Linked DNA regions of Homo sapiens: region 1 is linked to region 2. The links are chromatin loops, found by intact Hi-C in ENCODE. Cell type or tissue: endothelial cell of umbilical vein. All regions are shown on one strand. Links, peaks and the distances in the headings refer to the core of each region. The heading gives the core; the rest is flanking DNA. Region 1 has its middle 500 kb from the start of MEAT6. Region 2 has its middle 420 kb from the start of MEAT6.

Region 1 (5,394 bases), core at 152-5,151, 76 kb before region 2:
TTTTATTTACTCTGAATATTTACTCACCAGAGGGTTTATCCTCCTTCTATGGCACTTAAAAGGATAAAAAACAAAATTACTTCAATGGCTTTTCAAATCTTAATTCCATGATTACCCAAAGGGAATGGTATTAATTCTTCTGAGGACTCCGGCACCAGAGCTTTCCAGTTAGCAGTGGGTTGTGCAGAAGTGTGTTGAGTAACTACAACTGGGCTCCACATATCGATCACCTCAGCTTTGGGTGACCAGAAGCAGGGTGATTTGCTGGAACTCCCAGGCTGGTCACCTCTGGTCATGTGCAGTCTCTTCCATTGACACCAATATGTAATATTAAATAGAAATGATATGATTATTTTCTATGTGTACCATGATGTCTGAGGGTTAGGAAGGATTTCCCTGTGCCTGGTCTTCCTAGTAACACATGGTGTAGCTGGTAGTTATATTTTTTTCATAGCAACATTTATTAGCATCCAATTCTATCATATATAGTAATATTTTTGTCATTCGTATTTTTTGTGTCCCTGAAAACACAGTATCTTGTGCATGCAAATTCCCAACAATACCTTTAATAGAAATAAATTTTATTTATGGACAAATTAGTTTCCAAAAGGAGTTAAAGTTGTTAGATGGTAGAGGGTAAGACCAACTATTTTCCAGACCAGTATTTTTAAATTACACCCCTATTAGGAATGGGGATGGCGTAATTTAATATTGTTGTTCCATAAAGTGTCTTGGCTGAAGTACAGAGTATCTGCTGAAAAAAAAGATGGTACCAGAATTTGAAAGAGTTTGTTAAAAAATAATTGATACTAGAGGGTTTAATTTATTTTCAGTAAACTTCAACTATTGAGAGTTTTTCTTTCTCATATTCATAGAGCTTTCATAGCAGATGACTGTGAAGTGCCTCAGAAGAAGAGACGTAGCAATCTGGAGCTTTATGAAATGTATTGTTAGTATGATTAGAACTCTGTACAAGCCTATAAATGAACAAATGCTGTTAGTGGCTATAGAAATGGAAAATAAAATACATGAAAGATACAATGGAGAAATAGTTGGTAACAGTCCATGATGAAAAAATAAAACACGCAAGTCAGAGGAGTAGGTAATAGTTAATGTTTGAAAAACTGGGGAAAGGCTGATAACAACGGAATTGGAAAGCATGTTTCTGGGATTCAGTCTGGGGAGATCGATGCCTTTAGTGGGTGAGTAGGAAGAAGCAAAGGCAGAAAAAAAGAGCGAAAGAAGCTAAGTAAACAGAGAAAACTTAAGTAACCCAGGGGGTGTGTGTTAAAGAAACTAGAGTGGAAGAAAACTACAAGAGACTTGCTGCAGACTAACAGCCTTTTAAGAGAGAGCTCCAACAAAAAAGGTAAGACTATACCATGATACTTAATCTTTACGAGTGCATTAATCATCTGACAGAGAGGGGTGAGGAAACGGAAGCATTCATTATTTCTCTTTGGCATTTCCAGGAGATGAATGACATGAGATGGTACAGTTGAAGAAACACCAAGGCCAAGGAAAGGTTTTTCTCAAGAAATGTTACCTGGTTGGCAAAACGGCCAAAAGGAAATTGTGATCAATTGTAAAACCAGAAGAGAATGAATGAAAGAGACATCCGTGAACCTTCTGAATGGGAAGTTCATTGAAATTAATCCATTTGAATCAGTTGGATGAATGTGGAAGATAATTAATATTAATTTCTGATTGATTCTTACTTAGTGTTTAGCTTTTATGTCTTCTAAATTCAGATGGTGGATGAATGTAAGAACTACGTGATTTTTCATGAGTCTAAATTTTATCAAATAGTGTTAAAACACACTGATGAAATAATACACAGTAACTGACTCATTGGCACTAAAAAAAGGAAGCAAGGTTTTAGCAATATTGTTGAAGAGGATTTTATTAAAACTATACTTTTCATATGGCTAAACTATAATGGTATTTTGCAGTAAGACAAAATAGCTACATAGGATCTTTGAGAATTATCCAGAAAAGCTAACAAATTTCCCCAAGATGAGGAAACAAAAATAAACTTGCTCAATGATTTATATTGAATATACCTTATTTATAGTCTTTTTTTTTTTGTTGTTTTTTTGAGACAGAGTCTTGCTCTGTCGCCCAGGCTGGAGTGCAGTGGTGCAATCTTGGCTTACTGCAACCTCTGCCTCCCAAGTTCAAGTGATTCTTCTGCCTCAGGCTTCCGAGTAGCTGGAACTACAGGCGTGCGCCACCACGCCCGTCTAATTTTTGTATTTTTAGTAGAGATGGGATTTCAACATATTGGCCAGGCTGGTCTCAAACTCCTGACCTCGTGATACACCCGCCTCAGCCTCCCAAAGTGCTGGGATTACAGGCATGAGCCACTGTGCCCGGCCTTATTTACAGTCTTTAAAATTCGAAGACAAGCTGGTTATAAATCTACTGTTGAATGTGGATTTTTTGGTATCTCAGGGTCAACATTCACTATGTTGCTGTTCATTCAGCTCTGTCGAAACTCAAATCATTCACAAGAAAAAAGTTATGAACAAAACACCCTTAGCTTTTTGACACGAGTTAAACATTCTTGTTTTGAAACTGAGTATGAGTCTAGAGGCTAAGTAGCTATCCCCAGATCATAAGGCAATAGGGACTACTTGTTCCTGAAAAGATACAGCCTCATTTCTGCACTGTGTGTTATGCGATGACTCATTTGTTATTCCGGTTAATCATGTACAAAGCTATTCAAAAGAATTCCAGATCAACATGAATAGTATTATAAATCCAGGCAGGAGTTCAGAGGTTTTTATAAGAGATATCTATAATTATTGCTTAGACTGCCAAAAGCACAATAAAAGAAACTACAACTCTGAATAGCAGGCATAAAATTCATATTAGCCTTATGGAATACACACAGATTACATTCTAACATTCAATTAATTCAAGGTTAAGGCTACATCCACATTTGAAGAGCTAGCAAAGTGAGGATCTCCATTATTTTGTAAGTCATTGAGCAATATATTGGACTGTTGGCTGCTATATTTAGTATAATATGATATAGCCTTTGAATGGTTATTAAAAGTATGATTTTTGTAAAGCTTTTATTTTTTAGAATATAAATGTTAAGTATAAAAATTCAATCATCTCAGCATGTGTAAAGAAAGTTAAAAAAAAAGCTTGAAATTCCACCACCAGAAATAACCACTGTCAATTCGTCTGCATCAGCATTTCACTGACTGCATACTATTCCATTTTATATCTGTGCTGTGTTTCACATAAACCAATTTCACATTGATGAAATATGGTTTGCTGTACATTTTTCACAATTATGAAAACAATCATGGATATCTTTCTGTCTACAATGATTTCCATTTGTGATCTTTTTTTCCACAAGATGCCCCAGAAATGTGATTGCTGAACATTTTATATCTTAATACATTTTTTCAAATTTTCTCATCAGAAAGTTTATATCAATTTGCACTCCTTCACTATAAGATAAACGTACCCATTATTAATACTTGGCAACTCCAGTCTGTCAAATTTTTAATCTTTTCAAGACACTAGAGAAAAATATGTTATATTATTACTTTTAATTCTTTTTAGATTTTAGAGATAGGGTCTTGCTTTGCCATCCAGGCTGGAGTCCAGTGGCACAATCCCAGCTTGGTGCAACCTTGATCTCTCAGGCTCAAGCAAGCCTCTTGTCCCAGCCTCCCATGTAGCTGGGACTACAGGTGTGTGCCACCACACCTGGCTAATTTTCTCAATTTTTTGAAGAGACAGGGTCTTGTAATGTTGTCCAGACTAGTCTCGAATTCCTTGTCTCAAGCAATCTTCCTGCTTTGGCCTCCCAAAATGCTGGGATTATAGGTGTGAGCCACTGTACCTGGCTAAATATTTCACATTTTATTTTAAAATTTGGTCGTATTTTCAAATATTTGCTGTGAGTTGTGGGGTTTTTTATTGAGGATATTTTTCCAGTGTCTTCTTTTTAATTAGTTATTTTTATATACATTTAAGGTTTACATTATGATGTTTTGAAATACATATGCATATGTATGTGTGTATATATATATATATATATATATATATATATATATATACACACACCCACATAATTACTACAGTCAAGCAAAGTAACATATTCATCACTTCATGCAGTCATCTTTTTTGTGGTTAAGGGTACTTAAAATCTACTGTCCTTGCAAATGTTCAATATACAATACAATATTTAACTCTACAAATGTTCAGTGTACAATACAATATTTAACTCTAGTCCTCAATGCTGTGCATTAGCTCTCTAGACTTATTCATCCTATACAATGCAAGTTTGTAGCTTTTGACCTACATCTCCCCATTTCCTTCCACTCCCTGCCCCTGGTAACCACAATTCTACTCTCTATTTCTATCTATTTGACATTTTTTGGATTCCACATATAAGTGAGATCATAAACCAGACACAGAAATAACCTATGCCAATATATAGAAGAAACAATTTCCAAGATATGGAAACAACCAATTCATCAATGAATAAATGAATAAAACAATTTTGGTGTGTATATATAAACTGAAATTGTGCGTGTATTCATTATCTATCTATCTATCTATCTATCTATCTATCTATCTATCTATCATCTACACACACACAACATATTTATACATGTCTTCCAGATTCATTCATGTTGTCAGAAATGGCAGTGACTCCTTTTTTTTGTTTTGTTTTTTGAGATGGAGTTTCGCTCTTGTTGCCCAAGCTGGAGTGCAATGGCATGATCTCAGCTCACTGCAACCTCCATCTCCCGGGTTCATGCAATTCTCCCGCCTCAGCCTCCCGAGTAGTTGGGATTACAGGTATGCGCCACCATGCCCAGCTAATTTTGTATTTTTTTAGTGGAGATGGGATTTCTCCACGTTGGTCAGGCTGGTCTTGAACTCCTGGCCTCAGGTGATCCACTTGCCTCAGCCTCCCAAAGTGCTGGGATTACAGGCATGAGTCACTGGGCCCAGCCATCCTTTTCTAAGACTCAATAATATTTCATTGTATACACATATACAAATGTTCAGTGTACAATACAATATCTAACTCTACATTTCATTGTACTCTAATATTTCATTGTACTCTAATATTTCATTGTATATACATATACAATACAATGAAATATTGTGGTGTATATATATGTGCATACATACATTTACAATTTTGGCATATATATATTTGGTGCGTGTATATGTATTTCTATACTATTATATATAATGTTTGTATATATTGTTGTGTATATATTACAGTTATTACTACAGTCAGCATATTTATCTGTATCAGGGTATCTATAGCATTGATTCACTCATTTGACAAAAACTTATTAGGCAACTACTATGTGCCAAACACTGTATAAGAAATTTATCACAGGGCAGGAG
Region 2 (5,394 bases), core at 252-5,251:
GTCAGGCCTTGTGCTTCTGAACTTCAGAGGTGGGGCTTTCTCGCCATCCTGCCTCCCCGACAAGGTGCCAGTCTCTGCGGCATGTCAGTGGGGGTGCTTGAGTACAAGTGTCTTTTTGTTCTTGTCTAGTGTCAGCTGAAGTCTCCTTTGTTTCAGAGCAGGGCTGTGTCCATGAGTGTGTTTTCCCCACACCTCTCCTATTAGCAGATCAACATTACATTGTGAATAACAGATGGAGACGTGCAGGTTTTCCACCCTCCCCTGAAGCTCCTGGCCTTGGCCTAAGACTAGATGGCAGCAGCATTTCCTGGCTGTCCCCAAGCAGCACATGGCATTTGCTTCCTATGAGAGAAGAGTCCACGGTGTTGACAGTTCGGTGTCTGTCTCCTGCAGTAGCTGCTCACCATCTGTGTGTCTGGGATGGCTCTGGGCTTCAGTCTTCCCCATAAGCATTCAGTGGTAGCTGCAGGCACAAAGGAGCCGGTGAATGGTTGCTGACTCCTTTAGGAGCACACTCTTCCTTTAACCATTTGCTGAAGACATTTTTCTTGCCTGGTATCATGCTTGCTGCTACCACTTCCTCTGCTGCTCCAAAAGAGGAAACAATTTATGTGCCCCTCTGCCCTCTGAGGGGCTTGTCACATATTGGAATCCAGTTCACTTGATTGCTTTGGCTCTCTGATGGGCTGAAATAGTTATAATTTTATAGTATTTCTGGCTGCTACTCATTGTTAGAGTGGGAGCAAAGTTCTACTGCAGTTTTCTACATCCAAAGTGAAACTGAAACCATGCAATCTCACTTTTAGAAGGTATAAGCACAAGAATGCCTAAATAGCACTATTCTAAGGAAACTGATTTACATTAAAAGTGATGGCTTTGACACAGTTCCACATTTTTTGTCTCTTCAGAATAAATCAGGCAAAAGAATTGTTCTCTGCGACGCACCTCAAGTTAAATTTCTTTTGAGTTGAATATGACCAACTTTTTAAAACTTCCTTTAGTTTGATTTATTACATACCTGGAATTTTTGATTTTTAAATCTGTTCTCTTAACTTCTCTACTGGTCTTCTTTCTTTTTGTCTAAATTTCAACTTTCAACCACCCATTCACATCAGTGTATTACCATATATCTTCTAATTGTGTTGAATCAAATCCTGTAGCATGTACAAATTACTGTAGATGAATGCCACAGCTTCTCATGGGAACAAACTCAAAGTAAATATAAAGAGACATAATGCATTATGTTCCCCTTAAAGCTCCTGATTGATTTTGAAAAGGTTGTGGGCATGAGATCCAATGACGATTTTCATTGTTAGTGCCATATGTTAAAAATGGTATAGAAATGTTCATTTTGGAAAGAGCACACAAAAACGAATTGGCTGGGCTCAGTGGTACACACATGTAGTCCCAGCTACTTAGGAGGCTGAGAAATTGGGAGGCTGAGATGGGAGGATTGCTTGAGCCCAGGAGTTTAAGGCCAGCCTGGGCAACACAGTGAGACCCTGTTTCTAAAAACAAAAGAAAACATTGATATTTCTATACTATAAATTAACATTTGGCAACTAAAACAAGATTAAAAAATAAAAGTTACTGCGTAACATCAAAGGGAGGAATGGAGTGAACCAATGTTGTTAGATTCAAAGGCAATATGTACATTCTGTCACATGCAATGCAAAAGATGCATGGAGTTTGTGAGGAAATGCATAATATAACAATGTATTTTCAAAATTTACTACGGGGTTTGCAATTTCTTGATAACAAGAAGCATTGGAATCTGCAACTTGCAGGGGCATTTTTTTGTGTTTTTCTTACTTTTGAAAAGGAGGTGAGAATTTTTAAAAATAAAGTGGCATCTTGTCATTATGACTCGAACTTTGTGTGTATTTAGTATTTAGTCACGCCTAAATTGATGTCAGCTAAAGGTTATTTGTAAAAACACAATTCTTGACTGTTTTTTTCATTTTGTTCCATTAGCCTACCATTAGAAACATAATTTATAAATGCATTCACTGGTACTTTTAAATAATACATGAAGATCCAACAACAGTACTTGAATTTTTAGGAGTTGAGCTATTTTTTAAGCTCTTTTTTTTCTTTTAAAAAAAAAACACTTCTGGTATAGTAAATTCTTTCTTGTTTCTTAGGTGTTTTATAAACTTGTTTACAAAAATATAGCACAGAATATTAGGAAATATCTTGGAAGTTTTATAAAAGCAATCATTTATTTTTTAAGTTTTTATTTACTTTCATTTTTTCAGGGTGTGTGGATGTGAAAACAATAAGGATATTTTTTATTAATACTATTTTTTAAAATAATGAGCACTCACATAGAAAATTATTGTGAATATTAATTTTCTTATATATTTGCATGGAAGCATTCTATTTCTGGAAATTTCCTTATTGTTTTAGATGACAAAGTACATTTTTGTGAGATACATGAATTAAAACAGTTTAGGCAATTCAACATTATGTGAGATTTCATTAAACATAAAGATCTCTGAATAATATCTCATTTGGGCCATGATGATTTATAAAAACTTAATACCATATTTGATAAATCATGTGAACTTGAATTATTAGTGACACAGCTCTTTGGATAAAGACTTGAATCATAAAGTTAACAAAAGCATGTAAACTGACACTATTGAAAAAGATATGCATTTTTTGGCTCATAATCTCAACTGTGTTTTACTTACATGTACATAAAGTGACTATCACTCTTTTCTCTACGATCAATGTATTCTCTACCCTGAGTGAGAGTTTGTATGCAAGCAAGAATGTACTAGAAAACATCCTGCTTTTGAGCACTAAGACATTTTTCTGACCTCTCTTCCTATGTTAAAGGGGATATCATTTTGAAGCAGTTTGGTTTCCTGTTTGGGTTTGTTTTATTATCATTAGCTTTGACATTACTCCTTAAAATTTATAATGTAGAAATCCTTTCCATATCAGCTATTAGTTAAGCAAATTTTCTTTCCTTGTTTTAAAAGTTTATATTGAAATGCATTTAAGTTAACAAAAATTTGCAAAAATAGTACAGTGACTTCTTATATACTATTAGCAATGTATTCCGTTTTCCGTTGCTTTGTATCCTCTCCAGTGAATTGGTTTGGCAGCTTCTTCTTTTGTAATTTGTTTTGCTTTTTGTTTTTAAATTAAACATTCTAATCAATGCTTAGTGATATTTTATTTTGATTTTGATTGCATATCCTTAGTGACTAATGATGTGAGACATCTTTTTATATTATTGCTTACAATTAATATACTTTATTTGGTTAAATATTTTTTAATTGGGTTGTTTGGCTTTCTGTTGTTGATTTTTGAGAGTTCTGTATAGATTTTAGATATGAATTCTAGATTAGAGATGTGATTTGCAAATGTTTTCTTAGTCTGTGGCTAGTTTACTCATGCTATTATGTCTCTTTTGCAAAACCAACACTTTAAATTTTGTTAAAAAACAGCTAATACGTTTTTTAAAAAGTTATGCTAAGCACTTATGCAGTCATATTTGAAACCCCTTTCCCTTGCCCAAGGTTATCTAATATTTCTCCTGTATTTTCTTCTAAAAGTTTTGTAGTTTTATGTTTTACATTTAGGCTTATAATTCATTTTAAAAATTGTATTAATATGAGGCAAAAATTAAGAGGCTTTGTTTGTTTGCTTGCTTTCTGTTTTTTGGGCTTCTGGACTTCTAACTTTCCAGCATTACTTTTTGAAAGAGTTATTACTTCTCCACAGAACTGTCTTTGGACATTTGTAAAAATCAATTGACTATTTCTGTATCTTTCTTTGTGGACTCCCCATTCTGTCTAAATGATCTAAAATCTATTCTTACCCCCAATATCATACTGTCTTGATTATTGTAACATTCAAATAGCTTTGAAATCTGATGATAGAAGTTCTCTAATTTTGTTTTCTCAAAATTTTTTGGGGTCCTCTTTATTTTTTATACCGAGATCTTAGCATTTGCTTGTTGATATGTTCAAGTCAGGCTGCTGAGGTTTTCCTGGTATTTCATTGAAGTTGATCAATCTATATCTCAATTAACATTGAAGAAAATTTAGTCTTTCAATACATGGACACTTAGTATCTAGCTCCATTTATTTAGTTAAAAAATTTTTTTTCTACAGTTTTATATTTTACAATATAAATACTCATATTTTTTACCTCAATTATTTATTTTATTTTTAAAGTTATTTTAAATGGTTGTTTTTGAATTCAAATTTCTATTATTCATTACTAGTCTCTAGCAATTTCTTTTTGTGTACTGACCATGCATCCTAAATCCTCGAAAAACTTTGGCTTCTTTTGTAGCTATTCCATTGAATTTGAAATAGGCAGTTATCATCTAGAAACAGAAACAGTTTTATTTTCCCCTTCCTAATTGATATGCCTTTTATTTTTTTATTTGTTTTACTTGCCTTAGGGCACTGGTTATGATTTGCAGTCTGTTGAATAGGAGTGGTGAGATTAGTAGCCTCGTGCTGTCTCAGGAAACAATCTTTCACCTGAGTGTGATGTTAACTATAGTTTTTGGAGATACCTGTCAGATTAAGGAAGTTTCCTTTTAATCTTTGTTTGCTGAGATTTTGTTTTTTAGTATTAAAGGAGAATAAATTTTGCCAAATGCTTTTCATATCTTAATTGAGATGATCATTTGTTTTCCCTTTATGCTGTATTCTCTTACCATGGTGAATTTCATTGATTGTTTTTTTAAAGTATGAATTAAGCCTTGCACACCTGGGATAAATGTAGTTGGTTAAGATTAATATTCTTATATATCACTGAATTCAATTTGCTAATATTTTGTTGAATTTTTGCATGTCTACATTTATGAGTGTCATTGGTTTGCAGTAACCTTTCCTTATAATGTCTTTGCTTTTAGTTTTGCTATGATCTAAAAAATGGCTTGGGAAGTATTCTCTCCCTTCTTACACACTGATAGAAATTGTGTAAATTTGGATTTAAATATTTGAGAGAATTAAACAGTGAAACAATCTGGGCTTAGGGCTTTCTTTATTGGAATGTTCTAAGGTATAATTTGTAATTCCTTAGAATATATAGGACTATTAATCTATTTCTTTTTGAGTGAGTTTTGGTCATTTGCCTTTGCCCTATTAAAATTCTTTTATCCTTCTTTTGATATCTATGGTGTCTGTAGTTTTGTTTCCACTTTTATTTTTGTTAATGGTAATTTGTATCTACCTTTATTTCATAGTCAATCTGTCTAGTTTTCCCAATTGGTACATAATTTCAGATTCAGCTTTTGCTTTCATTCTTTTTTATTGTGTTTCTGTTTTCCTTTTATTAATTTCCAGTTATGTTTATTATTTCCTTTTGTCCACTTACTTTGGATTTGATTTGCCTTTTTGTTTCTAGTGTCATATAGTAGAA

Evidence for each region. Hi-C counts contacts between places; a loop is a spot of excess contacts. Peaks named below come from ENCODE experiments on the same cell type or tissue, not always from the same donor. Only the 100,000 strongest peaks of a DNase experiment are listed, where the experiment ranks them.
Region 1: a loop joins it to region 2, with 3 times the contacts of the local background. A loop is called at or near these places in 2 of 110 quality-filtered maps.

The regions. Positions count from the first base shown.
Region 1 is chr6:164,320,084-164,325,477 of GRCh38, forward strand. No RefSeq gene overlaps it. Among named protein-coding and RNA genes, the nearest start is that of MEAT6, 500 kb to the right of the region's middle. In endothelial cell of umbilical vein, for the core only: no CTCF peak of the experiment used is centred there; a DNase peak (open chromatin) is centred at 2,678; H3K27ac peaks cover 1,813 bases.
Region 2 is chr6:164,396,065-164,401,458 of GRCh38, forward strand. No RefSeq gene overlaps it. Among named protein-coding and RNA genes, the nearest start is that of MEAT6, 420 kb to the right of the region's middle. In endothelial cell of umbilical vein, for the core only: no CTCF peak of the experiment used is centred there; DNase peaks (open chromatin) are centred at 587 and 2,767; H3K27ac peaks cover 432 bases.